2 separate regions of the Homo sapiens genome follow, and region 2 is linked to region 1. A link is a loop called in an ENCODE intact Hi-C map of the cell type or tissue named here. Cell type or tissue: mammary epithelial cell. All regions are shown on one strand. Each heading gives the region's core, and the rest is flanking DNA. Links, peaks and the distances in the headings are about the cores only.

Region 1 (15,641 bases), core at 4,952-12,951:
CCACTAGGAAGATGAGTTTTTTTTTAACCAATAAGTTGTCAATCCACAATCAGATTACACAGCGAGGCAAATGTCGGAATGACCTGGCCGAAAGTAGAGGCTGGGTGAGTTGAGGAATGAATGAGGAGTGAGTGATTGGAAAATGGCACACTCTAGAGAGTATAAGGCACCAGGAAGTGGGGTCTAGATGGTTATATTTGGCTGACCAACACTATGGATCTGTGTCTGTCACAAGAAAGCAACAACTGCTCATAAAACCCAAATGTGAGGAGCACTTGAGGATAGGAGTTTGAGACTAGCCAGGGCAACATGGTGAGACCCTATCTCTGCAAAAAGTTTTTTAATTAGCCAGAGCCAGTTGCAGAGGCTCCCATCTGTAATCCCAGCATTTTGGGAAGCTGAGGCGAGAGAGTCACTTGAGCCTAGGATTGCAAGACTAGTCTGGGCAACATGGCAAAACTGATTCTCTACAAAAAATATGAAAATTAGCTGGGTGTGGTGGCACACACCCATAGTCCCAGCTACTTGGGAGGCTGAGGCAGGAGGATGGCTTGAGCCCAGGAATTCCAGGCTGCAATAAGCTATGATCTCACCACTGCACTCCAGCCTGAGTAACAGAACAAAACCCCATCTCAAAAAAAGGAAAAAGAAAAACAAAAAAACAACACCCAAATGCTAAGAGCCTCAATAACATCTCTGTTTTAGAAACTACCCTCAAAGCAACTCACTCTAGAAAATAAATATTTGCATCAGTAAGTCAGGCTCAAGCCTATCTTTCTCTATTGAGGGTCCAGAAATGTCACACTTACTCTCTCTTGGTATATACCTGACAGCCTCTGGCTGGCTGACCCTTTAGGTTCTCTTGCAAGTCGAAAGAAGGCACCACTCAGTCAACCTCACTCCATGATCTCAGCACCATTGTCAAATCCCTGGCAGCATTTTGGGCTTTCAAGTTCATCTTGATAGTGGCATTATTTGTACCATCACCTGACAATGGTACCCCAGGAAGTCATTCTAGTCTGTAACCCCTGCTTGTAAGCTCCTGCATTTACATGCATTTTGGCTTAAGGGAATATATAACAGGCAAAGCACTTTTCAGTGAAGCACCTTAGAAAAGGAGTTTTCAAAAAGAAATATTCTTATTAGGTCCAATTTTCCCATCATGCTCTGAGTTCCCTTTGAAGTCAGCGGAAGCCCTCCTTGGTGGTGGCACAGCCCGAGCACAGTGATGCATCAATGTGGAATTTGTCTGCTTGTCTCCAGAGCCATTCCTCGGTCCCCGGGGTACAGGAAGATGCAGCAAACATTTTAAAAACACGGATCCACAAATTGACATCTGCAAATGCAAAGTATTCTTGTTACGAAATTGCAAGGTAAAGTGCACCTCCTAATGCACAACAGCCAATTTTTCAGGCTGTGTTACAGTCACTTGAGGCTGTTACTCTGAGCTCCAGGGAACACACTCCACAAAGCACATGTCACGCATTACCATTAAGCCTCTCTAACCCAATCTTGGCAGGAAGCTGAACGGAAACTGTAAGTGAAAAAAAGCTCCAAACACAAAGATCTATTATTTAAATGAACTAGAGTGCTATAGATCATGAAAGACAAGCTATTCCATTTCCCTTCTGAATTAAATGATCTCTAAATGAAGTAAAACAATGCAAAATGTTAATATTTGTATAGTGACACTTCAGCCAATTCAGCCACTTCTCACATCTAGTTAGTCACGGGGCTCTTGAATGATCTGCATTGTACAAACCTTATTTCTAAGTCCATTCACTTCTATTTGAGCAGTGGAGATAAACGTCTTTATTAAACTTTGCATTAACTCTTCATAACTTATGCTAACTTGCAAGCCAACCCACACTATTCTTAATCAGTATATTCATATTCGTATTTCCTCATACAAAAGGAGGATGGAAACCAGAAATATATCAAGATAATTTACTGTGGGCCCATTCTTTGCATTTGTTCTGATCAATAATATTCAAGATATCATTTGTTAGAGCGGAAAGGACAATGGCTTTGGCCTCCGGAGGCCTTGGTATTTATCTAAATCCTCCCTTCTCTCCTTTCTTTCTTCCTTCTTTCCTTCTTTCTTTGTTTCCTTCTATTATTCTTCCATTTCCCTAAATATATTCATTAAGTACCTGTCTGCACAAGGTGTTACGTGATATAAAAAGGGATGTGAGATCTAGATTAGGCCCTCAAGTGATTTGTAGATTTGTGTGGGAAAGATGAGTGACAGGAAGAAGAAGCTATAACATGGGCTTTGAAACTTAGCAGCACTTTGTGTAAATAACCAATTTAATTGTTCATTCTTCATGCAATTTTTTTCAAGTTACTTAATTTTGCTGAGTTTTGGTTAATGCATTGATAAAAATGAAGACAATACCATGGGAACCAAAAACTGGTTGTGAAAACTAAATTGACAAAATGTCTAAAACACTCAGAAAGTTACACAATAATTTCTTTCTTAAAAAATTCTAGACGTGGCTGGGTGCAGCAGGTCATGCCTGTAATCCCAGTGCTTTGGGAGGCCAAGGCAGGCGGGTCACCTGAGGTCAGGAGTTCGAGACCAGCCTGGCCAACATAGTGAAACCCCGTCTCTACTAAAAATACAAAAATTTGCTGGTCGTGGTGGCACATGCCTGTAATCCCAGCTACTCAGGAGGCTGAGGCAAGAGAATCTCTTGAACCCAGGAGGCGGAGGTTGCGGTGAGCCAAGACTGCGCCATTGCCCTCCAGCCTGGGAGACAGAGTGACACTCCGTCTCAAAAAAAAAAAAAAAAAAAAGTCTAGACTTGAAGTCAGAAGAGCTGGGTTCCAGTCATGCACAGTGGCTCACACCTGTAGTCTCAATGATTTAGGATGCCAAAGAAGAAGGATCTCTTGAGGCCAAGAGTTCAAGACCAGCCTGGGGAACATAGTGAGACCTTGTCTCACAAAAATGTAAAAAGATTAGCCAGGTGTGATGGTGTGTGCCTATGGTCCCAGCTACTCAGGAGGAGTTCACGGCTGCAGTGAGCTATGATGGTGCCACTGCACTCAAGCCTGGGCAACAGAGCAAGACCCTGTCTCAAAAAAAAAAAAAACTGGGTACAAATTCTGACTCTGCTACAGGTGCAACATTGGAGCAGTCCTGTAACTTCTGCGGGTCCTAAAACCTCCCTCAAATAAAGGCAGAATTGAATTAGCCTATCATGAACACCTCCTTCTTGCCTAAAAAGTACTGTCATTTATTCCAATGGAGATACAGTGGAGATGTTGGCAGAGGAATTACTTGGGTTGATTAGAAAGATTACATTGGTAGTAGTCTGATAGGGGTGCACGTAGAGTTAGGAGAAAAAGACAAGGATGTCTATTAGGAAAAAGTTTGGAAACTCTGATTGGTGACCATGAGAAATAAAAGAGTAGATGCAGGGACATCTGCAAGTGCAAAGTATTCTTGTTACGAAATCACAAGGTAAAGTCCACCTCCTAACGCACAACAGCCAATTTGTCTGTCTTACAATCACTTGAGGCTGTTATTCTGAGCTCCAGGGAGTACACATGGAGGTAAAACATGAAGACATTAAAAGACAATGGAGGCAAGAAGACTTCAAGAAGATGCTTACTTCTCAGTTTGGTTGGCCAGAAGTATAGCAGCATCAGCCATTCTAAAAAGAACAACAAAAGCAGTAGCTAACTGGGTGCAGTGGCTCACTTCTGTAATTCCAGCCACTCAGGAGGCTGAGGTGGGAGGATCACTTGAGGCCAGGAGTTCGAGGTTAACCTGGCCAACATAGTGAGACTCCGTCTCTAAAAAAATTTTTAAAACAGAAAAGCTAATTTGGGGAAAAAGTAAACGAGGGCAATTTTAGGCATACTGAATGTGGGATAGCAATAAAATATTCTTTCATTTCACTTTTTACTTTTCAAAATGTGAATTGAATCGTCATCCCTCTGCTTTAAAATATTCAGATTTCCCATTGCTTTTAGAATAAAACCTGGTCACCGTACCCTGGTCTAGTGGTCCCCAGTGAGCCACACCTCCTGGTCTCTGTGCCTTGTGTGTTCTCTTTAAACATTGACTCTGGGCTTGGCTAACTGACACTAAGTGGCTGCTTAATAAGCATTTTACACATGGGCACTGTCCTCTGGACAGCAGTCACCATGCTGTAAAGAAGCTCCAGCAAGGCCAGGCGTGGTGGTTCACACCTGTAATCTTAGCACTTTGGAAGGCCAAGGCAGGTGGATCACTTGAGCTCAGGAGTTCAAGAGCAGCCTGGCCAACATAGTGAAACCCTATCTCCACTAAAAATACAAAAATGTGTCAAGTGTGATGGCGCACCCTTGTAATCCCAGCTACTTAGGAGGCTGAGGCAGGAGAATCACTTGAATCTGGGAGGCAGAGGTTGCAGTGAGCTGAGATCGCACCACTGCCCTCCAGCCTGGGCAACAGAGTGAGATTCTGTCTCAAAAAAAAAAGAAGCTCCAGCAAGATGAATGGGCAGTGAGAGGTCATGCAGCCAGGGACCCTAGAAGACAAGAGACCAGCTTGAGCCTTATAGCCCCAAGGGAGATCTCAGATAAAGGAAGCCACATGAGTGATGTCAGCTACCCTACATGGAGCAGAACTAGCCCGTGGGTGCAGTCAACCTATTCAACTGCTAGAAATAATACATCATTCTTGTGTTAATCCACTAAGTTTGGGGATAGTTTGTTACACAGCCATAGGTAACTGAAACCTGTGGTCTATAAGTTCTGCATGATCTGAGGACTTACAGATACTACAGTATACCTACATTAATAAATAATAACAGGGCTCCCTATCTGTTTCATTTCACCTCATGCCGTTTTACGCCGTGCTTGCTGAGGTCCAGATACACTGGTCTTTCAATGCCTTAAAAATGTCAAAAGCGCTGCCTATGCTTTCCTTTCTTAGTTAGCTCTCCCATGTGTCCCATTCACCCAGTTGTCCCTTATTAATTGTCCAGGTTGCAATTTAAATATCCTTTCCTCTTAGAGGTCTTCACTGACCCCTCAACTTAAACTTTGTCCCCTGTTACTCTCTTTAAAAGGCCCTGTTCTTGAGGCTGGGTGCAGTGGCTTACGCCTGTAATCCCAGCACTTTGGGAGGCCGAGGCAGATGGATCACTTGAGGTCAGGAGCTCAAGACCAGCCTGGCCAACATGGTGAAACCCCATCTCTACTAAAAATTCAAAAATTAACTGAGCGTGGTAGTGGGTGCCTGTAATCCCAGCTACTCAGGAGGCTGAGGCAGGAGAATCTCTTGAACCCAGGAGGTGGAGGCTGCAGTAAGTTGAGATCACACCACTGCTCTCCAGCCTGGGCGACAGAGCGAGGAGACTCCATCTCAAAAAAAAAAAAAAAAAAAAGAGGCCCTGTTCTTTTGCCACACTGTACTGATTAAGATATTAATGATATGCTGGTTTAAGTAACTGTTTGCATCTGTCTCCTGCTGAGCTGTGAGAGCGGGGCAGGCAGTGAGAATGTAGGGAATGTGGGTCTCGAGCTCCAGGGGAGGTTGATGTGGAGAAACAGGTCAAGCACGGAGGCATTTCCGGGTGGAACTGACAGACAGGTGTAGTGCTGGTAGCAGATGGGCCAAGAGGCTGGGGTCCGAGAACAGTCAGGAGCAACAGTCAACTTTGAAGGAGCAAGTTGACTAAGAGGCAGGAATGTCCATGAAGTATGACAGCCGCCAGTGAGAAGACCTAGCCTCACAGCTGGGCTAAGAACTAGGAACGCAGTTCCCAGGAAGAAGCTAGAACCGGTGTCAGCCAAATCCCCACTTTTAAAGAATCTCCCCTCCTTGAGGCTCTCATTAGAAGTTCCAAGAGCCCCCCAACACACATACAGTGAAATTCTCTGCATCCTCCACGCCCAAGTCTCTCCTGAGTTTCTCTGGGATGCCTCTCTTTGTGATGTTGCTTCCTCTGAATTCTCCATCTCTCTGGAGCCTCACATCCAGTACCTCATCTCTTCTTACCCCATCACAACTAAACAGGCAACACCGCCCGGATAAAGAACACAACACCTTTTGTTTAATCCCCCTAAGTAGCCATGCACACAGGTCATTGTTTAAAGCAGAGTTTTACTTAAAGTCTTTAAGTAAAAATGGGTGTGCTGTGGAATAGGGCAGTAGGGAGTTGACAGAGGAGTTATTAAAAGCCACATCATTATCAAATAACTGAAAGCAGAACTGCATGATCCATCCCCTCACCTTATGCAGCTATTTCCAACATGGGGGACACCTCCATGGGCTTCTCAAGAAAGCCCCGGCACCACAAGGCACTCCAAGCTACTCCTCTGCTAAGGTGCTTAGAACATTTTCTCTTCTTTCTTGCATTTTCCACCCTTCACTCCTTCCCACTCCAACCCCTGGAGTCCGAGAGCAGGCAGGATATTTATTTAGTATTGATAATATAATTGCTATTTAAGACCTTGCCATGTGCCTGGTACTATTTTAAGCACTTCACATGCATGTATTATTTCATCCTTACAACAAGCCCACTGGCTAGATATAATCATCATTATCACCACTTGCAAAGTATGAAACGGCGGCACAAGGAGGTTAAGGAATATGAAGGAGATGGCCCAGCCAGCATGTGGCGGAGGCAGGATTGAGGAATTGGCAGTATGACTCCAGGTTCATGCTCTCTGCCTCCCCTAACCAGCTATACCAGGGACTCTTACTCTCTCTTTTTCTGACATTCCAGGCCCCAAACTAAAAACTCCTCCCATTTTTTGGTACCCAGCAATTCACCTTTTTTTTAAATGAGTATTTTTATGTATTCATTTATTTGCTTGTTTGTTTCTTTAATTTCTATTGGTTTTGGGGGGAACAGGTGTTTGGTTACATGCGTAAGTTCTTTAGTGGTGATTTCTCATTTTGGTGCACCCGTCACCTGAGCAGTGTACACTGTACCCAATGTGTAGTCTTTTACCCCTCACTCCCCTCCCACCCTCTCCCCCCGAGTCCCCAAAGTCCATTGTATCATTCTTTTTTTTTTTTTTTTGAGGCGGAGTCTCACTCTTTCGCCCAGGCTGGAGTGCAGTGGCGCGATCTCGGCTCACTGCAAGCTCCGCCTCCCGGGTTCACACCATTCTCCTGCCTCAGCCTTCCGAGTAGCTGGGACTACAGGCGCCCGCCACCGCGTCCGGCTAATTTTTTGTATTTTTAGTAGAGACGGGGTTTCACCGTGTTAGCTAGGATGGTCTCGATCTCCTGACTTCGTGATCCACGCGCCTCGGCCTCCCAAAGTGCTGGGATTACAGGCGTGATCACGCCACCGCGCCCGGCCAGTCCATTGTATCATTCTTATGCCTTTGCGTCCTCATAGCTTAGCTCCCACTTACGAGTGAGAACATACTATGCTTGGTTTTCCATTCCTGAGTTACCTCACTCAGAATAATAGTCTCCAATCCCATCCAGTTGCTGCAAATGCCATCATTTCATTCCTCTTTACGGCTGAGTAGTATTCTATGGTATATCTGTTTATATATCTATATCTATCTATCTACCACATTTTCTGTATCCACTCATTGATTGATGGGCATTAATGACTTCTTTTCCTCTGGGTAGATACCCAGTAGTGGGATCAGCTTCTTTTTTTTTTTTTTTTAGTCTTGTCCTAAGGCAAACCCATAGGCTTATTTAAGGCAAAGCAAGATTACAGATCTTTAATATTCTTCATTGATCTCTTCTCTGTGGCTCTTCCTTGGAAGAATCGTTTTGAGCTAATTCTTACTGTCCTACGGCAGGGCAGGCTCCTTCCTAAGCCAAGGTCAAGCAAACACTTACCAAGACGCAAGGAAGAGGTAAAGGTGCCTTGGTGCCCCCTCTCTCCGTAAGTGCAATTAGACAGTTGCCCATTTCAATCTGAATATATACAGCTTGACTAACTGACTCGCAGCCATGCCGTCCATTCATTTCCACTTGAATATGTACCATCCCCTGAAGTTTATTATAAAAAAATTGACCCGTACCAGGTTTTTCACTATCAGAGAAAGAATCAATGCAGTAACCTTGAAATAAAATTTTAAAAAATTATGAATGTCTGTGGCAGTCATTTTTCACCATTTTGTGGCCTTACATTTTTGTGGCTTTTGCTCATTTTAATATGCTGCTTGGGTGCCATGATCCCTTTTTGACAGAGAAAAAACAAAGGTGGTAACCACCTGACCAAGTTCACCCAAATAAACACATAATGGCCAAGGCAGAAATGAAACCTGGCTCCTTGCAGAGAAACCTGACTCCTGAAATTCACTGTCACTTGTTTCAACTCTTTTTTGTACTCAGCCTTGTCTCAAAGACTAATGGTCTCTATTTCTGTGCAGCTCCAGGAGGAGTTGTTAGTGAGACACAGAGTGGAGGGAAGAATAGGATTTCAGAGGGGACAAGAAGGAAAATGCCGGAATCTTGCAATATTAAATCATGGAAATGGAGATGGGAACATATAAGGTCCCGTAATCTTAGAGGTTCACATAGCATTAGCTCTTCAAGAAATAGTATCGGAATATGATGCAATCCCAGTGGGACTGAAAATGTGTCATTTCCTGTTGAGGAGCAATGACTTTTAGGTATTTGGTGCCAATGTGTCTGCATGCTGTTCTAATAGGAAAGAGAACAAGACATTGGTGGGGATCATTGCTGTCAGAGAAGACTCAGGAGTATATGGTCCTTCCTAGCACACTCGAGGGTAGGGTCTCTGGATGATACTACAGAGCATTTTCACCTCCTCTGGTATGAAGATTTTCAGAAAACCAGCTGGTGACCATCTCACTCCATACATAAAGGAAGTGTGGGCAAGATGGTGTAGAGGAAACCCAGCAATGGACTGGACTGATTGAAGAAAAGAATCAGGAAAGAAAAGCCGTTCCTCAAGAGCCTCCTAAGGAATCTTGGTTATTTAAGATATTTCTATAGAGACGATGGTATAGACTAATGTTTATGGGAAGTGCCATATACAACTACATCCCTCTTGAAGAATCTCAGTGTATCTCACCACACTAAAGCCATTTTGATATGCTAAAGTACACTTTAATCCAGAATTCCCCAAATTTACTTACTCATGGAAAAATTTGCATATTCAATACTTTGATAATGTCCCCATTCTAAGAAATGGTTGAATAGCAATAGACTAAGAAACATATTTGTTTGTACAAATGAATATCAGGGCACATTATGGTTAGAAACTTTACCCCAAGATGTAAAGAAGTGATTCTTGAGACATTTGGTCTCATTGAGCAAATAAAGGACCAAAAAAAAAAAAAAAAGCCTTAGAACAGTCTCGATATGCAAGACTGCGATGTGCGATGTACAGGAATCTCTTAGGGAGAAATTCTTGGCCAGAATTTACAACTTGTTCCCTATCCGTTTCTATCAACAAATGCTTCATGCTAATGAGTCTGGCGTTATCACTCATCATCATCTCCATGTTAATCACCGTGATTGCCTCAGTTGTGCGTTTATAACACTAAGTTAAACAATGCAGACAACACTTTCTTCTTCCCTGACTGTGACAGTGTATCATAATTGAGTCATTTCTGCCCCCCTGGTCACCTTGGTATTCTCGGAAGTGCATTCTCTGTATATTAATCCTCTAGTTAAATATTGATAGCAAGCCTCTGCCTTCATATTTACTTTGTTGCTCCATTATTGCTACATACGTGGTGATTATTTGTTTCTGTCTTTTCAGCCTGTTTAATCAGGACTGAGTCAACGTTCTCTATGTTTAACCTTCTTGTCCAATCATTGTTGGAGAGTGTTTTGGAGAATATTCTGAAATCAGCTTGGAAAGAATTCTCTGCACTTGGTGTATGCCCCATCATAACCAGTAGGGGTCAGAAGGGCATTTCTCTCTGGGGTCAGGTGGTTGGTGGTGAGAAAGCAAAGTCCTGGAGGCATTGTCTTGGGTTGAACATCTCTCCTTAAACATTGTCTCCAAAAAGTAGATGAGAGAGAGAGACAGAGAGAGAGAGAGAGAGAGAGAGAGAGAGAAATGTCACAGGGCCAACCTGACAGCTCTTGTGTTTTTAATGGAGTGTTGGCCCTGGAGCTCTCACAGGATATGAATTTGCAACAAAAGTGGCTATCCCAAAAAGGGCTATGGAGTGGCAGAAAATGTGCCTGCCAAAAATAGAGACCTGGGTGCGATCCCTGGTCTTGATGAGTGTCTATTGGAGATTTCTGGGCAAGTAACTGAACTCTTTCCATTTGTGCCAGCTGATCACGGTCTTGTGAGAGCATTAAGTGATACATGAACAGGGAGCATATTTGAAAATACACCATTCTCTGCTACTACAGAAAGATGCACTAAAGCATAGAAATGGAAATATCATCCTTGAAGGCAAGCAAGTCATTCTGCTTTAATGAGAATGGTGTGTGTGGTGGCAGTCTTCAGCTCCAAACTGAAAGCTGTGAACCACCCCCAGAGCAGAAAGACCACCATTGCTTCCCATATGTGTGTATTTTAGGAAGGGGTGATGATTAAGTCTTAGACACCATTTTTGTCACTACCAAAAGAAAAAGACTAAACAGATGTTCTCTGGGCCCTTTCCAAGCCCTGGTTTATTTTGTTCATCAGTGACTTCGGAAGTCTCTTCCCGACCCTTCACTCTTGCAGAAGAGAGGCAAGTAAGAAGTGAATCTTTCAGAAGATGACAATCTGATTTCCAACAATAGTGTCTTGCAGTTTAAAGATTTTAAATAAGTATCATTTGCAAATACATTGTTTAAAGTTTCCCCAGAGATTGCTAGTAAGGCGAATAGCCCTTTGCATTGGTAGAGAAGGAGGACAGAGTCCTAAGTTTTCCAGCGATTTTCAGGTGATCCCTTCCATTCTCCAAGTCCAGGGGAATTTGAGGCTTCTGTGGCATTAGTGATGCCGACAGGCATAAAAACTGAAATCTGAATATCTAAGCTCTGAGTAGTCTGCTTGTTTTGTGTTTGACCCATTATTCAATGGTTGGTGAGTATTTGCCATTCCTCTAAAACTTCGTATTTTGTCACGTTGCCATACTTCTGGAAAATGCCTGGAATACTCCCTCCCCATTCCCTTGGGATTTTCTACTCATTCTTGGAGCTGCAGCTCAAATTTTCCATTCAATGAGATTCTTCTTTGTCCCCGCAAGTGAGAGAGAGAGAGACAGCCACCATCTGTGTCTCCAGAGGGCCTTGTACAGGCGCTATTTATAGCAGCATCATATTATAATTAAATTATGTATTTGTTTTCTGTATTTGTCAGGCTATGGTCAATAAAATAAAGCCCTTTCCAGGTAGTTCAACAGGAGGAATTTAATGCAATAAGCCAGTTACAAAGATGTTGAGAGAGTGAATAAACCAAAGAAGACGTAAGGGGGCATCTCAGATTTTAGTTACACTAGGAAGCTGCTAGCAGTCACAGGGCTAAAAGAACAAAGGTAAAGCATAAGCTGTTACCAGAGCCCAGCAGTCAAGGCTCCCTGGCTAGATCTGGTCCAGTGGAACTAGGATCACTGGAACACCACCTGAAGCAAAGAGAGATGGGGATGATTCTCCCACCATCTACCCAATACCCATCCTCCAATCTCAAGCCAGTGTCCCCACGGCCTTAAACAGAGACCAACGCCTGTTGCTAAGGCTATCTGGGAAATGCAGATTTCAGAGAATGGCCAAGGACTGGATGTGACAGCAAAGAAGCAAGTAACTGCCTCCCATACCCATCTCTCTCAGTAGACACAGAGTTTCATTCTGATTTCTCCAGCACAAGAAAGATACTACACGAGTTTGCTGAGTAAAGTGCTGAACTGAAAGTAAGATCCATTTCCTTTGTATTCTTGTCAAAGGAGCTTATGCCTCTTTAGAAAAATAATACCAACCTTCTTAGCCTAGCCTAAACCATTTTCTTTTTTCCTCCCTTCAGTTACGGTGTTTCCATCTTTGTCTGTTGGCTTTGTACAGTCTACACATTCTCAAACTTCCAGGAGGATGAGAAGCCACTGGTAATCTTGTTTGAAATTTGCATTGAATTTAGTTCTCTGCTCCCAAGGGCCCTGCTCTGTAGGCCAGTCAGGCTAAGAAAGGAGCTGCTTTGCTCTCAGAAACTTTTTAAGTCTTTTCGTTACCAATTTGCCAGCGTGAGCACATAATGAGGTCTTGGAGTAGCAGATAGGGAATTCGTTTCTCAGCCAAGTGGCTGAACTTGTAGCCATCAGATCGTGGACCATTATCTATAATCACTTCACAGATATTCCACAAAGATAATTTTCTTTGTATGATTAAAAAAAAAAAGCCAGGTCTTTCTCAAGGCTTTCATTAAGCCTGGGCCAAAGCAAGATGAGCTCATGTTGATACCTAAGAGGGTGTGTATCTCTTCTCTAAGATGAAACCATGGGGCTTCAGTCCTAGCTGTGAAGCTACCTTCCAAGAAGCAACCAACGGTAACTATATGAATGGGCGTTTACTAGTCTCTGAATCTCTGGGCTGTTTCCCATTCGTCAATTTTTACATGCAGGATCTGTGTTGGTGATGTCTATTTGTCATGACATTCCTCAGAACCTGCTTATACATCAGCTTAGCACCAGATTCCTTGCTCAAGTTCAGGGGGATACAAGATCATAAGCTACTCTGTGGAGAAACAAATCTGGAAAACTCCATGAGAAAAAAAAGTTCTTGTTTGAGAAAGATGGGTAAGTTGGGGACAGTGGTTTGCTGAAGCCAACTTGTGAAGACCCCCAAAAGCTGATTGAGTGCATCTCTTCCCAACTCTGTGTTCAAAATGGCATCATGCTGGTAGCTTGAAATTGACCAGAATGTTGAGTAGTTACACCACAAAGGCTGGCAAACACTGCAACTCGGGGCTTGTTACTATTAAGTCTTCTCAGAAATCTGGTTGCAAAACATGTACCTCTTGAAGGAGAAGAATCCCATCTTTGCCAACCTCTACCCTTTGATAAAGTCCATCAAATAAGGATTACTAAGAACATACTTGTGGCCAAAAAAAAAAAAAAAATAGGTTTGTTAACCAGCTACGACAAGGTTGATGGAACACCACGGGAATTGTGGAGCATCTCATTAAGATGGGGTTGCAGCGGGGCTTGTTATGGGTTTTGGGCTTGTGCAGAATGATTTTTAAGAGGGGCTAGGGAAGATGGAAAGCTCTATATTGGACGCTGCCATGAAGAACAGGCGTTTAGAAACTAGGTATGCAGCAATCATTATTCAGGAGGAAGAAGAGTGAAGTGGGGCTGAGGGAGTCACTGGGAAAGAAGTCGCCATTAGGTAGGAAAGCAATAATTGCTCAAAAGGACAGAGGTTGCCCATCCCTCTGCAGCTGTGGGATGGCCTGGGAGGCACGCTGTAAATTTATGTGGTCTTGGCCAAGTCCCATCACGAACTTTTTTTTTCTTTGTAGATTCTATTGGGAACATCATAGTCTGATAACCAGCAGGTCTAAGACTTGGACTCAGGGTCCTGTTTCCTTGGAAACAGCAAAGTTAAGATAACTGTGGAATGTTGTGTTCAAACTTCTTATCGTCTGGTTTGGAAACCGAGGCTGCTTCCCTATGTCAAAGTGACCCATGAGGCTTGGCCCCTCCACAAGAACGGGCTGCCCTTTCCCATCAAAGCGAACCAAACAGCAAACTTTCTCAGAGCGTGGGATCTTAGAAAACATGGGTTCTCCACAGTTTCACTGAGGTTGGTTAACAAAATCAGTTTTTTCTGGTTCACACCTTCTACTACCCTTCATCCACTCACCATTGCTGACTTCATGCTCACTCGTCTTGCTACTAGATTCACAGGGAACGTGGTTGCATTCTTGCCCAAAGAAAGTACAAATATGATAAAAGATTTCAAAAACCTTTATATCTTTTTCTTATTTTTTATTTTTTAGAGACAGGATCTCATTATGTTGCCCAGGCTGGCCTCGAACTCCTGGGCTCAAGTGATCCTCCAGGCTTAGCTTCCCAAGTAGCTGGAACTAGAGGTGTGCACCACGCTGCCTGGCTCAAGACTTATATTTCTGAAACACCTGTTGTCTCCAGAACTGAACACAGTGCCTGGCACAAAGTAAGTACCTAATAAATGCCTATGGGATAAAATGCCATAGGATGAGAGATATTTGGGAGTGATATAGGACTTCGGCATGTCTCAGCCCACACTGTGTGGATAGCTCACACTGTGTATTTACAGGTCATTTGTTGCAATAATGGTCAAGTTCCTTTTTCAGTAGCAAGTTCTCTCCAATGTCAGGTGGATAGGAAGGCAAATGTGGTATCTGCAGCTGTGTCCTGTAGGTGTGGCCCTTGCTGGGAGTAAACATAAAACATGGTCTTTTTCTACCATTCACATCCCTAAGGCAACATGCCACAAATGACCAGCACTTTCAGCATTGCTTCTCTTAATGTGGTCTCCACACCACCTGCACCAGACTCACCTGAGATGTTTGTTTTTAAAAATGCAAATTCTCCTCTCCACCCCAGATCGACGGAATTGGAAACTTTAACACTGGAAACCAAGGCCTGCAGTTTTCACAATCTTCCCCACGCAATGCTTGTGCATGCTCAAGTTTGAGAACAACTGATCCACATGATGTGACTTTTTTTTTTCCTTATGGTCTCCTCATCTAACAAATCAACAGGAATGTATTGATGCTGGACAGTCATTCACTTGTCCACTCAAGCAACATTGACTGAGTGTCAGGTACAGAGGTAACCGCACTGAAGAAAATACTCAAGGTGCCTACAGTTGCCCAGGAAACCCATCTGTCAAGGTTGTTTGCCCTGAAGAGAGAGAGGTTTTGTTTGACTTTGTTTAGATGAAAAAGATAAAAATGGCATCATGCTTCCTGACCAACAATCAGAGATGTTAATATTTCCAAGCTAAGCTGTTGAACAGGGTTACTTCTCAGAGGATGGGTTTGGTTGGGAGGGGGTAGTGTAATAAACTTGATTGCACCACCCCAATTTTTGTTGTGCCCTCTCTCCCATCCACTCTCCACCTCCGAGGCTCTCAGCGGAGAGCTCAGTGCACAGCCTAGTACCCTAGCCATTGCTTCCTCTCCAGTGGACTCAGCTTCTCTCCTGGCACCTGCCGTGGTGGGAGCTGAAGCACGAAGAACTATAGATCCCATGCCCTGGCCCCACATGACCAGATCCCTTGGAGGGTCTGCTTCTCCCATCCCTCCCAGACTTCAGTGATGTTCAAGGATCTCGCTTGCTCAAAGCCTACAGGCCCTGGGATGCCCGCATGGGGCAAACTGGCCAATAAAGAACAAGACAGGCATCGCTGTCGTTCTTGGGCTCCTCTGCTTTGGGATCCTATGTTTCTTAATGTACTGTCAAATTTAATTATAGACTAAAGACATTTGCTGATGTGTAGGTACTCATATTTTCCATATCTCTGCAGCTGTTGGAGGATATGATCTTGCCAAATGAGAGATTAAACCAAGAAACAAGAAGTCACAGGATCTAGAACACACAGGCTCAAAAATAAAACGATGGCAAAAGGAAGTTGAGCCAGTTCTCTGAATTCCTTCTCTGCTACTACATGACCTCTCTAAGGGCTGAACGAAAGAACAGATGAACTAAAAATGCTTTGAAAAAGTGTTTGATAGCAAACATCCTCACATTGACTGGCCTGCAGAACA
Region 2 (15,641 bases), core at 3,122-11,121, 83 kb after region 1:
TAAAAAGACACCTGCATGCAAATGTCTATTGCAGCACAATTCACAATTGCAAAGATGTGGAATCACCTAAATGCCCATAAACTGATGAGTGCACAAAGAAAATGTGGTGTGTACACACACACACACTGTATTAGTCAGCTCTCATGCTGCTAATAAAGACATACCTGAGACTGGGTAATTTATAGAGGAAAGAGGTTTAATTGACTCACAGTTCCACATGGCTGGGGAGGCCTCACAATCATGGCAGAAGGCAAAAGAGAAGCAAAGTCACATCTTGCATGGCGGCAGGCAAGAAGATATGTGCAGGGGAACCCCCCTTCATAAAGCCATCAGATCTTGTGAGACTTATTCACAGCCACGAGAACAGCATGGGAAAGACCCGCCCCCATGATTAAATTGCCTCCCAATGAGACCTTCCCATGACACGTGGGAATTATGGGAGCTACAATTCAAGATGATATTTGAGTGGGGACACAGCCAAACCATATCACATACACACACACACACACACACACACACACACACACACACACACACCATGGAATACTACTCAGCCATTTAAAAAAAAGAGGAAAATAATGTCTTTTGCAGAAACTTGGATGGATCTGGAGGCCATCATCCTAAGTGAGGCAACTCAGGAATGGAAAACCAAATACCACATGCTCTCACTTACACATGGGAGCTAACCTTTGGGTACACAGGGGCATACAGAGATATAATGGGCTTTGGAGACTCAGAAGGGGGAAGTGTGGGAGGGGGATAAGGGATGAAAAATTATTATGTACAATGTTCACTGTTCGGGTGATGGGTACACTGAAAGCCCAGACTCCACCACCATACAATGCGTTCATGTAATCAAAAACCACCTTTACTCCTAAAGCTATTGAAATAAAGCAAAAAAAAAATTTTAACAATTCAATTTTGATAAGATTAAAAAGCAAAACAAAAAGCTATTGAGAAGGCAGAATGGAAGGACTTGGTGGATTTGATGTAGAGACTAAGGAAGAAGGAGCAGTCAGATGTTGGGCAGCCTGGGTGGATGGAGAACAGAGGTACAGTTAAGAAAAACAAGGATTGAGAGGGAGGTGGAAGGGGGCAGGAGAGCGATGGCTTTCCTTTGAAACATGTGGGACTTTAGAAGGCTGTGGGCCTTTTGGGTCAAGATCTCCAATGTACAATCAGGAATACAGAACTGGAGCTCAGAGGAGAGGGAGTTCTGGAAATGCAGATTTTAAAATCAGCCACCTGGCTGGGTGCAGTGGCTCACGCCTGTAATCCCAACACTTTGGGAAGCCAAGGTGGGTGGATCACCCGAGGTCAGGAGTTCAAGGACAGCCTGACCAACAAGGCGAAACCCTGTCTCTACTAAAAATAAAAAATTAGCCTGGCGTGGTGGCACATACCTGTAATTCCAGCTACTTGGGAGGCTGAGGCAGGAGAATCACTTGAACCCGGGAAGCAGAGGTTGGAATAAGCCAAGATCACACCACTGCACTCCAGCCTGGGCGACAGAGCAAGACTCCATCTCAAAAAATAAAAATAAATAAATAAAAACAAAATCACTCACCTCAACCTAAGAGTCAAAGCCGCAGGAACACATGAAAAACACCAGCCAAACAGGCATGATGGCTCACACCTGCAATCCCAGCACTTAGGGAGGCTGAGGCAGGAAGATCACTTGAGCCCAGGAGTTTGAGACCAGCCTGGGCAATGTAGTGAGACCCTGTCTTTACAAAAACAAAAATTAAAAATCACCCAGGCATGGTGGCGTGTGCCTGTAGTCCCAGCTACTTGGGAGGTGGAGGTGGAAGGATTGCTTGAGGACAGAAGTTCAAGACTAGCCTGGGTGACATAGGGAGACCTCATCTCCAAAAACAAACAAACACAACAAACAGCAGCTAGAGTATCAAAAAGAGGAGAAGAAAGTAAAAGTCAGAATGTTGAGAAACACCTACCCCGAGGCATCCCTCAGAGGAAGAAGAGGAGACAGAAATTAGGAACATTTAGGGCAGGAGCACGGAGACACTCCAGCAGACGGGGCCAAATAAATGAAAAATGGACAAGGAAGGAAGGAGAAGGAAAGCTCCACGTGACTGAATCTGTCCTAGGCTGGCCTCTCACTCTCTGGGCTCTGACGGTTTACAGTGACTGATGAGGGCTCTCATGGGTTCTCTAGAGATACCCTATGTGGGTGATGTTTTACCTTCGGTAAAGACAAGCCTGGGGCATTCCCTTCCTTGTCCTCTCTCCTCTCCTCTAATCTCACAGAGATAGAAAACCAGAGTGTCGGGGGATGTGGCTGGCAAATCAAAGCTCAAGTTGGAGAAAATCAAAGTCAACCACTCCCCTCCCTCTCAGCACCTACAATGGTAGGGAAAAGGGTATAGCTGTAACCTTGAATGAAGTGGCAAGTTTTGGTGATGTCTCTGAATGAGACATTAATTACTGATTAGAAGACTTCTCATTCCCTGAAGGTGACCATAAAAGTCATGGTGATCCAGGAGCAAGAGACTAATTAGCTCCACAGCACAAAGGAGCTATAGGAGACAAAAATAAAATGACTTAATAATTACACCCTGAAGCCATACTTGTTCAACATCGTGATTATAAAAGAATAAAGGTATTGGGACCACTGCTTTTCTCATGGGTAGCAGGATGTTGAACAGGACTTTTTCTGTTGTCTGGGAATTGTGGCCAAAAACCCAAGGTTGAAAACAGTAATACTAACGGCCCCTAAAGATAATTGACTTGGATGGAAGCCAGACACTTCTCCAAGGCTATTTGACCCTGCTACAATCAATCCACCATTTGCCCCCAGATCATATTTGCAAAAAACTAGTTGGAATTGGGAGTTGTTGACTTAGATGAAAGGTGCTGGGGCCTTTTCTCTCTCTTCCCCACTAGCAGGTGAAGGGGCAATGTACTCTTCAGTTTCTATTGCTTTCTAACAATTGGCACCAACTTAGTGGCTTAAAACAACATGAATTCACCAGCTCACGGCTCGGTAGCTAAGAAGTCCAGGCACCATGTAGCTGGGTTCTCGTTCAGGGTGCCACAAGGCTGGAACCAAGCTGTTGGCTGGCTGGGTTCACACCTGATGTTCCAAGTCCTCTTCCAGCTTCTTGTGGTTATTGGCAGAACTCAGTTCCTTGTAGCTATAGGACTGAGGTTTCCACTTCCTTGCTGACTGTCAGTCAGGGGCTGCTCTTAGAGGGCACCCACATTCCTCACCACATGACCCCTCCATCTTCAAAGCCAGCAAAGCTCCCAAGTTAAATGATTCTCATGCTTCAAATCCCTTTCCAGGAAGAGCCCAGCCCCTTTTTAGCACTTTCCTGATTAGGTCAGACCCACCCTCCGTAATATCCCTTTCTTTCTTTCTTTCTTTCTTTCTTTCTTTCTTTCTTTCTTTCTTTCTTTCTTTCTTTCTTTCTTTTTTTTTTCTTTTTCTTTTTTTTTTTTTTTTGAGACGGAGTCTCACTGTTTCACCAGGCTGGAGTGCAGTGGGGTGATCTCGGCTCACTGCAATCTCCACCTCCCAAGTTCAAGCGATTCTCCTGCCTCAGTCTCCCGAATAGGTAGGACTACAGGTGCGTGCCACCATGCCCAGCTAATTTTTGTATTTTTAGTAGAGATGGTGTTTCACCTTGTTGGCCAGGATGGTCTTGATCTCTTGACATTGTGATCCACTCACCTCAGCCTTCTAAAGTTCTGGGATTACAGGCATGAGTCACCACCCCCGACCAATAATATCCCTTTATTAAAGTCGACAGTGCCATATGTCAGGGACCTATTGCAGGAGCTGAGTCCATCATAATTGTAATCTTGGGGATTGTGCAAGGTGTCCACATCAGGGGCAGGCATCTTGGGGCTGGATTACAATTCTGCCTGACATGGGTATGCCCTCCCAAAAGCCACATACAGGGGGGCTCCAAAGGATCATTTGTGAAGAATAGGGGTGAAGGCAAGACTCACTGGCAGGCAGTCTTCAGGTGGACAGCCTCTGTTACAGCAGACCTGCTCCTCTGCTCTTCATGAAGAACAGAGGGCAGCAGTAACAAGGTCTACACCCCACCCCATGGCATGGCCAGGAGGTGAGAGCTGCCCTGGACATTGTAGAATGGGGAAAGCTCTGACCAGGCTTCCCAGGACAATACCTAAGCCACACTTGCTGTGAGCATGCCAGGGGGCATGGGGGCTGAGTGGTGCAGCCAGAAACATCAAGCCAGATGAGCTCCCCACATCAGCAAACTATACATGGGGAGGCAAGCACATCACCCTCCAAAGCACCCACCTGTGACCCACCTGGAGAGTCAGGTTTCTGATGCCTCCATCTACAGACATCAACAGCCAGGAAAGGCCGGGAGCAGTGGCTGAAGCCTGTAATCCCAGCACTTTGAGAGGCCTAGGTGAGCGGAACACTTGAGGTCAGGAGTTCAAGACCAGCCTGGTCAACATGGCGAATCCCCGTCTCTACTAAAAATACAATAATTAGCCGGGCATGGTGGCAGGTGTCTGTAGTCCCAGCTACTTGGGAGGCTAAGGCAGGAGAATTGCTTGAACCCGGGAGGTGGAGGTTGCAGTGAACCGAGATTGCCCCACTGCACTACAGCCTGGGCGACAAAGTGAGACTCCATCTAAAAAAAAAAAACAGCCGAGAGAGCTCCAACAACAGCAGCTAAATAAAAGCATTTGTCCCTTTTCTCTAATCACTTTGTTTCATGTCAACTACACAGCGGCTATAAGCAGAAGGTGAAAGAAATAAAAAAGCCAACCACTCCTCTCTCCTCTAGACAAGACTCTCCGTGCCTGGCAGCTCTTGGAGAAGGACATGAGCACTAATCTGACCAGAAATTTAAGTTTTGATCTGGACCCGACTGCATTTTATTTTATTTTTTTGAGACAGGCTCCCTCTGTCACCCAGGCTGGAGTGCAGTGGTGCAATCATAGCTCACTGCAGCCTCAAACTCCTGGGCTCAAGCAATCCTCCTACCTCAGCCTCTTGAGTGGCTGGGACTACAGGCATGAGCCACCGCGCCTGGTCCCCAACCGCATTATAACCGAGAAGCTGTGGGACCTATCATTAAGAGAAATGAAATGCAGATTCAACAGAACATATTGTAAGGTTGCATTTGGAGGAAAAATAAATACTTCTTGTGTGTTTCTCACTAAATTCATACCGTTTAATAAACCAATTACATTTACAAACATGCTGAACTCTCAACAGAGTGGTCTGAACTCTTGGGAGTAGACATAGTTCCAACTACCACAGAGAGTGGAAAAAAATTCAGAGTGGCCTTTCAACCAGAGCCCAGACACTGGAGTCTCAAAAATGTGTGCAAATGTACCGGGCACAGTGGCTCATGCCTATAATCCCAGCATTTTGGGAGGCCGAGGTAGGCGGATCACTTGAGGTCAGGAGTTCAAGACCAGCCTGGCCAACATGGTGAAACCCTGTCTCTACTAAAAATACAAAAATTAGTTGGGCGTGGTGGCTCGAGCCTATAATCCCAGCTACTAGGGAGGCTCAGACAGGAGAATCACTTGAACCTGAGAGGTGGAGGTTGCAGTGAGCCGAGATCCTGCCACTGCACTCCAGCCTGGGCAACAGAGCAAGACTCCATCTCAAAAAAAAAAATTGTGCAAAAGTGTGTGTGCACATCCATGAGTGTGTGTGAGACAGGGTGTGTTTGCATGTGAGCATGTGTGTGCAGAGTGAATATCAGGGTATCCACATGAGTGTGTGTGTGTATGAGGAACACATGAGATTGAACGTGTGTAATTGTATATCTCCAGTGACAGCACAGAGGAAGAGATGGTCCAAGACCAAAGAGGAAAGAAATGGCATAAGATGGGACAGTGTTCTATGATCTCTAACTGGCCAAAGAAAAATGAGAAACAAATTTAAAAGAAGACAGGTAAGTAAAGTAAGTTTAGCTGTAATTTGGATTCTCATTTAGGAACCAGGGTCTTAATCTAGAGGGAGAAGGAACTCAACATAATGTACTGTAATGGGGGTTTCCAGACTTGCTAACTTTATTCTCTCCCAAGCCATTTGTCTCTCTGTTAGTTTAATAATTTTCCACAGCTGCTGTGTAATATAACTACTGATGTACTACTGAGCCAATTTCTCCCAGCCAGTCCTACTGCCAGAGAAACTAATGGGAAGAGATAGCGCCAGGGTCTACCCTGCAAACCTGCAAGGGCTTGCAAATTGGGTCACAGTTTGCTCGTTGCTGAAGGGAACAGCACACACAGGCTGCCATCTCCATTTAATTTTTTTCTTTGTCTTGCAAACAGCAATATCTTTCTTTTGGAATTCTGAAGAAATCGATTGCTTTCATATTTCCCTGGCTCTTTAAGGAACAAAAAGCAAGTCCTGAAAAGTAAAGACATTCCTTTTAGGTCCAACTCACAGAAATTGTGGTGCAACAGCAGTGTTCGATTCCAGAAAGAGCAGGGATTCTATTTCTGTCAGTCTTATGTCTCCCTGAAACCATTTTACGATTATTTTGTGTCCTCTGTTTTCCCAGTTGGATGACTTAAACACCACCCCTGAGAGGCAGCTGTTTCCAGAATATTGCACAATTTATTGAGTTCATGAGAATCGTGATCGTTGGCAGCACCGAACTTCACGGAGGGAATCATAGGCACTTTAATTCCAATTTGTTGACTTATGGAGGAAGAAATTTCTCCCAGTGGTGTCCCTTCATCCAGGAACAAGAGCCATCAAAGTGTCACAGACTTAGAGCCGGAAGGGCTCTCCGCTAGTGTTTCTGCCAGTCCTCTTGGTTTTACACATGAGGAAACTGAGGCCCAGAGAAGTTACCCAGTAGCAGATCTGCAAGTCACCCAGTAGCAGATCTGCAAGGAGCTCTTAGCAATCCTGACTCCAAGTGTAATGCTCTTGCATTAGCTCTGTGCTGCCTCCTAGATGTTGGTCTTCTTAATGTTGATAGCACATTTGCTCAAATGTTTGCTAATATGGTTTGGCTGTGTCCTCACCCAAATCTCATCTTGAATTGTAGTTCCCATAATCCCCACTTGTCGTGGCAGGGACCCAGTGGGAGGTAATTTAATCATGGGTGTGGTTACCCTCATGCTGTTCTCATGATAGGGAGTGAAGTCTCACGAGATCTGATGGTTTTATAAACAAGAGTTCTCCTGCACAAGCTCTGTTGCCTGCTGCCATGTAAGAAGTCCCTTTGCTCTTCCTTCATCTTCCGCCATGATTGTGAGGCCTCCCCAGCCATAAGGAACCATGAGTTCATTAAACCTCTTTTTTTATAAATTACACAGTCTCCAGTATGTCTTTATTAGTAGCGTGAGAACAGACTAATACATTTGCCCTGCAAAACTTCCTTATTCTTAAGCAAAGTGATTTCCAAATTTTCTTCATTAGACACATAATTTAGAACTACGATTAACTAAACACTAACTGGGTGTCAATTACTGTACTATTTCCTGCACATGGACACATTTAGGGTCAAAGTACTGTACCAAGTATAATTTTCCTAGAAGCTATAAAATGTAGGGTATCAGTGAATGGAAAAAATAGAACATTAATTAATAAAAGAAATCTACTACAGAGAATCTTTTCCCCCTAAATATAACCATAGAGACTAGGCTGGTCATTATTTGCAGTTCACAAAAGAAAGAGGCTACAGAAATATTCACAGCTATTGAACGAGGTGGCTGGCAAGTGAATTTGGTGTAGGTGCATAAATTTGTGTGCTGGGGGTGTGTTATAAAAGAATAAAGTCTGGGTTCAGCTGGGTGATGGCAGGAAAAACAGGATCCCAGAAGGAGGCTGAAAGAGTTGGGAACAGATGGAATGACTGGCCTACATGTCAAGTCTCTTCAGCTGCCCACCTGGCCACAGAAAAGGCAAAGCTCTGCAAATGGATCATCTCGTTCTTACTGTAACACATAACAAGCAGTGGGCAACACAAACTCACCTGTGTCAATGGAAAGAGTTAAACTCTGTGACATATTTCAGAAGCTTTATTCTGAGTCAGATATGAGTGACCAAGGCCCGTGACACAGCCCCAAGAGGTCCTGAGAACATGTGCCCAAGGTGGTTGGGTTACAGCTTAATTTTATATCTTTTAGAGAGACAGAAGTTGTAGGCAGACATCAATTAATACATGTAAGGTGTACATTGGTTGGGTCTGGAAGCAGTTGTGGGGGACAGGCTGGGAGAGTGGGTATGGCTTCCAGGTCATAGTGGATTCAAAAATGTTCTGATTGCCAATCAGTTGAAAGCGTTAAGTTATTATCCAAAGACCTGGAATCAACAGAAAGGAAAGTCTTCTAGGTTAAGATAAGGGGTTGTGAAGACCAGGGATTTCATTATGCAAATGAAGCCTCTAGGCTGTAGAGAGAATAGAGAACAAATGTCTTTTATCAGACCTAAAAACTTGCCGAACCCTTAGTTAAATATCTCCCAGATGAGGTAAAGACCTAGAAAGGGAAGAGGATTCTCTACAGAATGTAGATTTCCTCACAAAAGACAGTTTTTCAGGGCCATTTAAAAAGATGTCAAAGAAATCTATTTTGGAGTAAAATACTTCAGTGTCTTTCAGGGCCTGCCATCTGTCCTATGATGCTATACTAGAGTCAGGTTGGAATTTGGTGTCTTCCCACTACAAAGAGTCTGCTTTGTCAGTCCTAAGATCTCTGTTTTAATGTTAACCCTGGTCAGTTGAGCCTGAATTCCAAAGGGAGGAGGGCATAAGGAGGTCTATCCAACAAGCCCCTCTTCCCATCACAGCTTGAACTAGTTTTTCAGGTTTACTTTGGAATGCCTCGGCCAAGAGGGAGATCCATTTAGTCATTCTGGAGGCTTAGAATTTTATTTTTGGTTTACACCTGTTATTTACCTTTTTTCTGCTACACTGGCAAAATAACCCCGTCTGCCCCTGAAAAAGGCTTCCTGGTAATCTCTCTCAGGAATCAGGGTGATTTCTCTAGTTGTTGGCGAGTTTGACAGATTGCAGGGGAAATGCTGCTTCATAATCCTGCTCCAGATGTGTTCTGACCCTAGAAGTGAACACCGAGAGCGTTCCGGTCCAACCCTACAGGAGACCAGGGAAGGAGCACCACCCAGAGAGAGAGTTCCGTACCTAAGTGCACCTTCATTTGGTATTTAAAAAAAAAAAAAAAAAAAAAAAAACAGCAAAGATGAAGGAATGTTGACAGGGCCACATGACATCAAACTAATCAGCAAGATCCCCCTCCAAGAAGTGTCTGAGTTCAAGGAATGAAAGTATTCTAATCAAACACAGAGCTTGAGAGGAGTATAAAAGACTTGGCAGAGAATCACTGAAGTAGGAAATTAATAAGGTTCAAACCTAGTGTTAAACAAGCCTTCTGAATTCCAAAATCCAACAAAGCATCTTTGGTTGTGTTCTGAAGTTAAAGAAACTATAGTCAAGGGTAACAAGAGGTAAGGGTCCCAGCTACAGGGGGCGGGGTGGGCCTTGGTTTGCTCAGTCCCCATTAAGCCAATGTTGGGGCAGGCAAAGACGGGATGAGATGAGAGAGGCTCCACCGTGCAAGCGTGAGGGCAGATCCTGCCTTTCTTTATGACGTTAATATTTTGTTCATCATGGATTTTTTCCCATTGACTTTTACATTTAAAAACATTTCACAGCTGGGTGCAGTGGCTCATGACTGTCATTCCAACACTTTGTGAAGCCAAGGTGGGTGAACTGATTGAGGCCTGGGCAATACAGAGAGACCCCATCTATACAAAAAACATATATAAATTAGCCAGGCATATGTATGCCTGTAGTCCCAGCTAATCTGGACTCTGAGGCTCTGGAGGATCCCTTGAGTCTGGGAGATGGAGGCTGCAGTGAGCCATGATTGTACCACTCCATTCCAGCCTGAGCAACAAAGTGAGGCTCTGCTTCAAAAATAAAAAAAAAAATTAAAAACACTAAAAAACTGACCAAAAAAAGACACAATATATATATATTTAAAAACCCACTTCATTTAAAATATAATTTATCTTGACTGCTGAGCTACTTTATGTCCCCTTAAATTTATTGTTCCCCATGAGTTCTCATTTGTTTCACTCTAGTCTCAGCCCCAGGAAAGAGGTTAATAGATGCAAGTGACAGATGTGAAAGATGGCGACAGAAAAGTCACCATCTCTTAAGGGTCCCCCAAGAAGATGTGGAGGTTTTAACCCCCAGTACCTTGGAATGTGACCTTATTTGGAAATAAGGTTATTGCAGATGTAATTAGTTAAGATGAAATCACACATGAGTAGGACACGCCCCTCATCCCACATGATTAGTGTCCTTATCAAAAGGGGAAATTTGGACACAGACATGCACCCAGGGAGAAGGCCATGTGAATATGAAGGCAGAGACTGGGGTGATGCTTCTATAAGAAAAGGAATCCCAAAGATCGCCAGCAAAGTGCCAGAAGCCACGAAATTAGCCGAGAATAGATTCTACCTCAGAGCCCACAATCCTGCAACAGCTTGATCTTGGACTTGGAGCCTCCAGAACTTTCAGACAATGAATGTCTGTTGTTGAAGCTGCTCAGTTCGTGGTTCTTTGTTATGGCAGTCCAAGGAAACTAACACACCATCCCTGGTCTTAAGGACAGACCGAGCACCTCTGTATCAACCAGCCCTACTTCAGCCCTGTAGCCAGGGAAGACCAAATCAGCTCTCAGCCCAGAGATAAGCACATCAACGCAAATACAGAGGCTATGAGGGCAGGGTGGGAGGGAAAAGCTTGCTCACTATGGGGAGGATGAGGCAGAGTTAGAACCAGGGCCATGATCACCATCAGAACACAACCACCTCATAAAAATGCCAGAGCCAGGCAGGTCAGGTGGACACACATCTCTGAGGATGGGTGGGTGATCAAAGCAAGTGGGAGCAAGAGAGAATGTAACATAGGACAGAAGAAATTTAGCATTGAGTAATCCTCTGGGACACAGCTGCTTCAACTTGAGACAGCCTATATGCATTTGACTGACTCTGTGCTTTTACAAGGCTCCTACTATGTGCTCAGCTCAGTAACAGTTGCTGTTATCAGAGTGTGTAAGAGTCAGGCATGGTGACTTATGCCTGTAATCCCAATGCTTTGGGAGGCTGAAGCAGGAGGATCACTTGAGGCCAGGGGTTCGAGACCAGCCTGGGCAACATAGCAAGATCCTATCAAGAAAGAAAGAGAAAGAGAGAGAGATAAAGAGAAAGAGGGTGAGAGAAAGAAAGAGAGAAGGAGAGAGAGGAAGGAAGGAGCTAGGGAGGGAGGGAGGGAGGGAGGAAGGAAGGAAGGAAGGAAGGAAGGAAGGAAGGAAGGAAGGAAGGAAAGAAGGGAGAGAGATAGAGAAACAGTGTGTGAGTATCAAAATGAGGGGGCAACACTGAACCCAAGCTAGATTGGGGCCATATCAGAACAAGAAGAAAAGGAGAGGTGTGAACAATGCTACTTCCTTGAGCTTGTCTTAAGGTTGGTCTATATGAAAAATTTGTCTTTGGTCTTTAAAAGGAAAAAAAAAAAAAACAGAAGAGATGGAGGAAGGAAGGAAAAAGAAGGAGAAAGGGAGAAAAGTCGTAAAAGCAGGAGAAAGAGTTGAAGGTCAGGTTCTTATTCCCCTGCATCTGATTTCGGACTTGGTCTCTACAGGAGCCAACTCCTGTTCACATTTCATTTTATTTTATTTATTTTTGAGACAGGTTCTCACTCTGTTGCCCAGGCTGGAGTGCAGTGGTATGATCTTGGCCCACTGCGACCTCCACTTCCTTGGTTCAGGCAATTCTCATGCCTGAGCCTCCCAAATAGCTGGAATTACAGGTGCCTGCCACCACGCCTGGCTAATTGTTGTATTTTTTGTAGAGACGGGGTTTCACCATGTTGGCCAGGCTAGTATCGAACTGCTGGGCTTAATTGATCTGCCTGACTCGGCCTCCCAAAGTGCTGGGATTACAGGTGTGAGCCACCACTCCCAGCCCTGTCCACATTTTAGATTCTTTTTCTGCCCTCCTGCTTGCACCAACTCTGAGGAGTAGGTGGATCTCCTTTGTGAAAACCTAAGCCTCATCAGCCAAGGTTGCTGTGTTAAAGATCAGTTCCCTTGCAAAGCACGACTTTTATCTTCTCTTGTGCACTCTGGATTCCAACTGCCCATGCAACAGGAAGAACAGGACTGGCTTCCACCTCAGGACAGGAGGCCTGGCCTCTCCTCTCTGGTGTCAAGGGGATTCTGGCTGGCCCAAACAACTGCCCTCGCCATGGGCAAAGGAGCCTTGACTGGTGGGTGCTGGTCATTGATACCAGGCAAGAATGAGATTAGGCATCACATGCTAAAGTGAATTCATTAGAGTCACTAATTTAACTTTCAAAAATCTCTTTTTCTCATCATTTTAAGGTTCCTCATTAACTACTTGAGGCTTGTTGCCTTTGGTTCCAATTTTTATCTTTACAACCAAAATGGTCCCTCTCTGTCCTGCTCCCTTTCCTAGGTCACTGGAGGGTGTAACCAATAGACTTTGCCTGGTGCTACGGTAGCAGGGCCCTGCCTATCATTTATTTTGGAGGGAAGGACAAGAGATAAAATAGGCAGAAATCCAGAGAAGAGGAAATAAAAGGCCAAACATTAGCTCCAGCCTAAAGCACATGGTGCAATCCAGCTTCTAGAGAGTTCTGTGCTGGGAAACAAGGTATTGGCAGGCAATTAACAAAGCCCACTTTGTTCCTCACTTGGCATAGATGCCATGAATTAGAACCTGGGCTAAATGACAAAATAAACTACTCATGCTGGTGTGATTCCTCAATCACAATTGACAGCTATTATTTAAATGAACATAGAAACATTTTTAAACGTTTCTGAAAAGTTAGTCTAAAACAGTCATTTTTTAAAATTGGATCAATGGCATCAGAATTTCCATTTCTGCCCACCCCACCCACTACCTCCTGCCACCAGATCAACTGAACTAGAATCTCTGGAGGTGGGTTAAACACATTTGAACAAGAGTGCCAAGTGATTTTAATGCATCCTGAAGTTCGAGGTCTGGAATATCATGTAGCACACTGTAAAATGAATCGGCATTTTCTTGCCCATGAATACAACATTCCAGTAAGTCCTTTTTTTACTATTTCTCAATGAGCTTCTCTTCCTCCTGCCCCCACTTTTTGCCTCCTAAATTAAACAGCTTCTCTTCTCTCTGCCTCAAAGTCTCCCCTGATCCATAGCCTAGATCTGATATTTTAGAATAGATTCTAGTGTTCATAGGATTATTTGGGTGAAATAATTACCTAGAGCTCCTCAGAGTTAAAAAGCTTCACATCTACAAATACAGACTCAATACCTAAGAAGTTAAATTTAGTCAAATAGCATTGCTTTGTAAAACCAAGAGAGATTTATCATTATAAAGGAGGAATTCTCTTTGAACCAAAATGTTGGTGACCATTAAAAACATGGTGGGACAAAAGGTAGAGATCCCATCCACCTGTAAGTCAGTGATTCTCAACCACAGGCAATTTTGTCCCCCCAAGGACACTTGGTAATGTCTGGAGGCATTTTTGGTCATCACAACAGGGAGATGCTACTGGAATCCACTGGGCCGAAGGCAGGGATGTGACTCAACATTCTACATTGCCCAAGACAGCTCCTAAAACAAAGAATTTCATGTCAAGCGCCAGCGTTGAAAAACCCTGTCATAAATCATAGGGCTGTTTTTCTAAAAGGTCAACCGGACTTGCTAAGATTAAATGAGAACTGGGTGACATTAGAGATAAGAAGCAACAACAGAGACACTCAAGAAAGCCAGGAGCAGAAGCTAGAGGGCACTGCAGTGAAGGAACGAGAACTGTGGATTTTTTGGGTAGTCTGACACTTGGGAAAGGGAAAGGGAGCTCATACTGAGGACAAATGTGGCAGACACTGTTGGTTTGTACCAGAATTAATTCTTCCCATCTTTCAAAGTGATATGATTAGAGCTGGGCATATCACTGCCCAAGGCCACACTGCATATCCTGGCTACCTGGCAGCTGAGTATGACCACGTGACTAAGTTCTCATCAATGAAGGGTGAGCTGATGTCATGTATGCAACTTCCACCCTGAAAGGAAATTGCTGCCCTTCTTCCTAGTGAGCTGAAACACGGACTAACCCATAACAAAGCCTCGGCCAGCAAACTCTACTAAAGATGTAGAAAGTGGCTGGGTGTGGTGGCTCACGCCTGTAATCACAGCACTTTAGGAGGCCGAGGTGGGCGGATCACCTGTGGTTGGGTGTTTGAGACCAGCCTGGCCAACATGGTGAAACCCTGTCTCTACTGAAAATACAAAAATTAGCCAGACGTGGTGACACGTACCGGTAGTCCCAGCTACCTGGGAGGCTGAGGTGGGAGAATGACTTGAACCTGGGAGGCAGAGGTTGCAGTGAGCCGAGATCATGCAACTGCACTCCAGCCTGGGCCACAGAGCAAGACCCTGTCTCAAAAAATAAAAAATAATAAATAATAAAAGTTGCAGATAGTAAATACTTTTGGCTTTGGGGTCCATTTGGTTTGTTGCAACTACTCAACTCTACCTGTTAAAGCAACTGTAGACAGTATGTTAACAAATGAGTGTGGCTGGGTGCCAATAAAACTTTATTTGCAAAAACAATCTGGGAGCCATCATTTGTATATCTCTTCCCTAGGAAACGACAGAAGAACAAGATGAAAGGATCATGGTCCCTGATAAACTTAATAAAGTGAGATACCCCACCAACTCAAATCATTGTTATTAACATGAGACAAAAATGAACATCTCTATTTTTTTTTTTTTTTTTGAGATGGAGTTTTGTTCTTCTTGCCCAGGCTGGAGTGCAATGGCACGATCTCGGCTCACTGCAACCTCCGACTCCCGGGTTCAAGTGATTCTCCTGCCTTAGCCTCCCAAGTAGATGGGATTACAGGCATGTGCCACCATGCCCGGCTAATTTTTGTATTTTTAGTAGAGACGGGGTTTCACCATGTTGGCCAGGCTAGTCTCGAACTCCTGACCTCAGGTGATCCACCTGCCTCGGCCTCCCGAAGTGCTGGGATTACAGGTGTGAGCCACCATGTCTGGTCCTCTATTTCTTAAATGCTGTAGCTTTGGGAGTCTTTGTTATAGCTACTTAATCAAACAGACTATAATTTTCAGACTGAGTTAGGCACCTTACATATTTTTTCATTTTAATCTCTATAAAAGCATTGTTAAAAGAAAAACCTTAGACAAATTAATTTAACAAGAGTTTAATTGAGCAAAAAACAATTAATGAACCAGGCAGCTCCAAACCAGAGTAGGCTCAGAGAGGCTCCAAAGCAGCCATGTGGTGGAAGAAGATTTATGTATAGAAAAAGGAAAGTGAAGGACAGAAAATGTAAGTGAGGTACAGAACCAACCGGAGTGGTTACAACTTGACAGTTGCCTTATTTGGACACAGTTTGAACAGTTGGCCATGTCTGATTGACCAAAACATGAATAGGTTACAGAATGTTTACACATCCAGTTAGGTTACAGTTCACTATGTACAGAGAAACCTTGAGGCCAGACTTAAAATATGTAAAGAGGCAGCTTTAGGCTAAATGTAATTTAACAAGATATTGAGATCAGTATTACCCTATTTTATAAATGGAGAATC

The links. A loop is a pair of places that touch in the nucleus more often than their neighbours do. Peaks named below come from ENCODE experiments on the same cell type or tissue, not always from the same donor. Only the 100,000 strongest peaks of a DNase experiment are listed, where the experiment ranks them.
Region 2: it touches region 1 in a loop (5-fold over the local background); 4 of 110 quality-filtered maps call a loop at or near these places.

Annotation. Positions count from the first base shown.
Region 1 is chr10:33,150,221-33,165,861 of GRCh38, reverse strand. No RefSeq gene overlaps it. Among named protein-coding and RNA genes, the nearest start is that of IATPR, 41 kb to the right of the region's middle. In mammary epithelial cell, for the core only: a CTCF peak has its summit at 9,849 (motif pointing right); DNase peaks (open chromatin) are centred at 8,541 and 9,801; H3K27ac peaks cover 1,120 bases.
Region 2 is chr10:33,065,139-33,080,779 of GRCh38, reverse strand. All of the region lies in intron 2 of ITGB1-DT (ITGB1 divergent transcript), which reads right to left. It overlaps IATPR (ITGB1 adjacent tumor promoting lncRNA), which reads left to right. Exons shown (of 3, transcript NR_160030.1): 2 at 5,797-5,918; 3 at 6,534-6,754. Among named protein-coding and RNA genes, the nearest start is that of IATPR, 44 kb to the left of the region's middle. RefSeq lists an enhancer at 4,350-4,851. In mammary epithelial cell, for the core only: a CTCF peak has its summit at 6,937; no DNase peak of the experiment used is centred there.